Linked DNA regions of Mus musculus: region 1 is linked to region 2. A link is a loop called in an ENCODE intact Hi-C map of the cell type or tissue named here. Cell type or tissue: heart. All regions are shown on one strand.

The links. Peaks named below come from ENCODE experiments on the same cell type or tissue, not always from the same donor. Only the 100,000 strongest peaks of a DNase experiment are listed, where the experiment ranks them.
Region 1: a loop joins it to region 2, with 10 times the contacts of the local background. A loop is called at or near these places in 3 of 42 quality-filtered maps.

What each region holds. Positions count from the first base shown.
Region 1 is chr10:99,747,214-99,749,713 of GRCm38, reverse strand. No RefSeq gene overlaps it. Among named protein-coding and RNA genes, the nearest start is that of Gm35206, 11 kb to the left of the region's middle. In heart, a CTCF peak has its summit at 1,263; a DNase peak (open chromatin) is centred at 1,533.
Region 2 is chr10:99,838,854-99,841,353 of GRCm38, reverse strand. No RefSeq gene overlaps it. Among named protein-coding and RNA genes, the nearest start is that of Gm35437, 63 kb to the left of the region's middle. In heart, no CTCF peak of the experiment used is centred here; DNase peaks (open chromatin) are centred at 643 and 983.

The DNA of each region.
Region 1 (2,500 bases), 92 kb after region 2:
TGTATCAAAATCAAGATAAAGTCCAACTGGTCAGGTAAATACAATTGACAGCCTAAGGCTCTTTGGATCCAAGTGATCAATACTATTGTCCTAATTCATCCGGTTGACCAACTGCCTGTGCCACACCCCAAATGGAACTCTCAGAGACATTTTTCATTTTTTTTGTCCAGAGATAGTTAGTCCTTATCTATTTAATATGAAGCATGCAGCCTTGCTATAATTTTAAGATTCATACATGATCTGTCATTTGGCTGATATTTGTATAGTTTGCAAGTATAATCAGTAAAAATAAACTTCTTAAGCCTTCTGTGTTAGCACTGGATTGATGATTGTGAAACCACACACACACACACACACACACACACACACACACACACACACACACCCCTACCTATCTACCTATGTGTATGTATGCCTGTTTATCCTAGAAATGTGTGATAGGGAGAAGTCATACCCATAATCTATGCCCATCTTCTTAAACTGTGGTAAATGAGTCATTGAATTGTCCTAAGTTTCTTCCAAATCTGAAAACACACACACACACACACACACACACACAAGCTTTATCACTTAGTGTACCAAGTGACTCTTTGATGAAAGCAAGCTTTACTTTATATAGTGTATTTTATGCTGAAAGAAAATGCATGTGCCATCTGGTCACTCATGAAACCTTGCTTCATTACTGTGCATTTCCTTAAGGGACTTTCAGTCTGGGCCTCTGATACATGCTGATGGGGGTCAAACAACCGTTGATGAATTTCCTTTAAAATAAATGAAAAATAAAAAAATAAAGATCATTTCCTGCCCCGCCACACCCTGCATGAGGTCATTTTTTCCAAGTCACACAATGTATTTATTTCTCTAGGGTCTGTGATTGTAAACTGCTCTGGAAACCTCTAAATATTTTACAATGTATTTCCTTACAGATGTTGAAGCAAACAAGCTTTTCCTTCCCTGACTTCCAGGTCAGTGAATCAGTTCTGTGCTGAGAAACTTGAACATCACTGATCTCAGGTCCAGGGAGGGAAAGCTTGATCTTAGAAAAGAAAGAAAAAAAAACTGATTCACACTGATCCTTACGAGATGTAAATCTTGTACACAAAAACATAATTTCTGCTATTATGCTTATTTCTCAATTTATTTAACTTCATTTCAGTGAAGGTTTTTTATATGCACTCCCTTTAAGTTTGATAACTATTTCTCCAAAGCCTGCCATTCATTCTTTATTCCAAAACTGGCAATAGGCGGAGCTGCGCTTTCTTCTAATGTAATTTTTCCAGACTTCTTAATGACTAGGTCAATTTCCTCTGATTGTTCTCCTATAGGATTTCCTTAGACCCCTCCTAATGCCTTTGGAAGGTACTGAAATTGACAAAGGTTGTAGGGCAGGGGGCAGGGAGAGTTATCTTCACAAACCAAAAAAGAGACTGAGTCACTATGATGTAACTAAGGGAAAGCACAAGTTAATGAACTATTTTGGTACCATGACTTGAGCCCAGGTCTTTCAGCCCCAGGAGACTTGAGCTGCGTCTTTCAGTCCCTGGAAATGATTCTTTTAAAAGTCATTCCTAAGGGCAGGAAGGAAACCTGACATCATTGAGAAGCAGTTTCCTGCAAGGTACCAAGATGATGTGAGAAGCCTCTGTATATGCAGGAGCCTGTGGCTATAACCGTCTAGTTGGATCCAAGATAAGAACAAGGTTAGGGCCAAGTGGCAATGTCAAAAACCCAGAACCAAATAGAGCTTGGCATTCTGATGTCATAATCAGTGAACCTTGACCTTTACAAACTGCTTCCTAAGCTATGTAGGCTGTGGCGTTTACTTTTCTTTGTTTCTGTCTATTGTGTTAAAGTCTACAAAGAGAGCATCATAATAAGCGATCATGACCTTATGCTTGGAGGCCAGAAGAGTGATGAGCACAGAGCATAAGAGGTCTAACACTATCTGCAGATAGACGGACAAAAATAAGAAGCAGGGGTGGAAGGGGGAAAGAGGGAGAAAGAGGACGGTAATAAAAAATAAAGAAGCCACATATGCATCCCTAAAAAGTAATTTGTAAGTAGGAAAAGGTAGAATAACCTTAGAGAGATGATTTCATGGTTATCTTAAAACTTTATTGCATATTTATTATTTGAATTATTATTCATTTAGACCAAAACTCTGTGAGTTGAGTATCCTTTCAATGAAAGTTGCCACATCCCTACAGTATTCCCAATATACAGTCAGTAAGACCAGCCGGTCCAATAGCTGCATTTACTCTTTCTCTTTCCAAGGTCTCTCTTTCACATAAGAACACAACACACTGTACGTGAACACCGCATGGTGTGTGATGTTCTTGGCAGTCTCTGTCACCCTTGTCAGCTCTGTCATCTGAGACATCTTTCCAAACCTCTTTAAACACATTTTTTTCATTTGATCATTTAATGAGGCCCTTGGGAGAATTATATGAGACCATGTGGCTCATTTATCATGGTGGTAAACAAAACAAAGCTCAGATGA
Region 2 (2,500 bases):
ATCATGTCCTTTCTAGACTCAGTACCATTTCAGATGATATTTCTGTCTCTGGAATTCCTTTCCTTCTTTCGTCACTTAAACCCTTCTACCCTTCTGAGTTCCATTCTGTCGTCCCGTCTCTAAGAAAACCTGTGCTATAAGTCGTCTTACACAGGAGGACTTAGCTTCCTTAATAATCGTACTTGGGACATTGGCTACAAGTAGTTCTGCTGTGCCAGACCATAAAGCCACGTGCCTACCATATTACCTATGGCTGCAGTATTTACATTAGAGAGAAGCTCAGTCAATAAGCAGAGAGGGCATGAGGTCAGAAGGGGATAGTTACCACACAGAAACTGACTGGGATCACTTGACTGAACGGTTGACAAAGAGAGAGACCACTCACAAAGGGGATTTCCTAGATTTGCCTCAAAATATTGAGTGGGACAAACAGAGAGAATGCAAGACAGAGATCAGTTTTGAAGCAGTTGTGGAAATGACTTTGATCATGTCATGTCTCCCAAATGATACTTGAGGAGGTTCATCAGTAGACTGGTATCTGTTTCCCACCACGAGAACACAAGTCCTGACACTGGCAGACGCAACAGCACACATTCATAACTTGACCTCCTGCTTTGAACTCTTTCCAGGAAGCACGTGCCCCAAGAGTCAGAATTCCCTTCCAGAAATACCCTTTTCCTTGTGTGTTCTGCCTGCTTCCAATACTGAAGAAAACATCTGTGCTCTCCACTTAAACCGCTAGCCTAGCCGCTTTTTGCTAATTCACCACTTTTCCCATAGCCCCTGACTTCCCGCCATGAATATTCTCTGATCCAAATAGCACCTCATTTTTCGTTCATTTCCACTGTTTTGTTCCTTTTCTACATGCTTTTCTACCCTGCTTCCCGTTTTCTTTTTTGGCATGCCCAAAGCTCATCTTCCTGTAGAAGCCAATTTAATGTCCATCTCTTCCTCAGTACTTCCTGAGGCCTAGTACATAATCCTTTGTCCCCTTCCTTGAATTGTCTTAACCCGCATGGACCTGTTGCTCTGATAATAATACTTCCTTCTGCTCTGGGGATGTAGCTCAGTCACAGGCCTTACATAAGGAGCCCATAGATTTGATCCCTAGGATTACGGTATCATAGCATGTGGGCTTTATAAAATATTATACCCAGAACCATTGTTTTACAATTATGAATTATTGACTGAGCTAAAAGTAAGTTTCAAACTCTTTGTACTTTAAAATATACAAATAACCAATTTGAAAGGGCTATTGCATGACTAATAAGAAATCACATGTGTTTGTGCTACTCACCTCATATTATTATCATCATTAGTATTTGTGTTTCTAGAAAATTTCCTCTAGTCACATTACCACCTCAGTAGCAATAGGTCTTTTTTTTTTCTCACACATAGATTTTTATCTGGAAATTGTTTTATCTTGTGGCTTGATTCCACTTGCTAGGGTGTGTGTGTGTGTGTGTGTGTGTGTGTGTGTGTGTATTCCACATCCTTTCAGAAGAGTCATCTAAAAGCCAATGACCCTGGTTTTTATTTAATCAGAAGTCAAGTAAAAATATATTGAGCATATAAATCACTTGAAATTCCATATTATCCAGTAAAAGTTGAAGATACATTGCCCTGCCTGTAAAGATTTAATGTTTGGCAAGGAAGCCCTAAACATGTGGCATAGAAAAGAAAATGAGCTGAATCTTGATTTGGAAAAACCCTACTTGTGGCTACCAGATCCGTGGGCTTAGGTTTGTCATTCAGTGGTGAGGTCCAGGGGGTTGTTTATATCAGGAAGTAATAAGATTTACTCTGAACAGATTTGGGAGAAAGATTAACATGCGTGATCTGAGAGAATGGGAGGAGGTTGGGGGTTAAAAGCTTAAGCCAGGATGCTCAGGAAGATGAGGAAAAGAAGAGGCGGTGAGAACCTAGTCAAAACTAGAGGTGATTACCAAAGACTTATTAGTTGGTAATGTAATTAAAATATATTTTTTATAATTAATTTTTGAGAACTTTATGCATAATTACTGAATTTACTTGATTTACAACCCTCCCTCTTCCTATTACAACTCCTTCTGTGTTCCTCTCTCTCAAACTTACCACCTCTTCTTTAATTATATGTGTATGTATATATTATATATGATGTGTATATCTATTATATATATATGTGTGTGTATGTATATGTATATGTATATGTATATGTATATGTATATGTATATGTATATGTATATGTATATGTATATGTATATGTATATGTATATGTATATGTATATGTATATGTATATGTATATGATGTATAACCTGCTGAGTCCATTTAATGTTTCTTATACGTATTTGTTTAGGGCTAACCTCTGGGGATTGGGTAACTCATCAAAGACTCATGCATAGAAAAGTTTGATTCTCCCTCTGTTAGTAACCATTAATCACTTATAATTCTTTCTGTAAGGGTAAGGATTTGAGACATTTCCCCAGACACCCTGGCACACGAAGTGATGCCATTGCACAA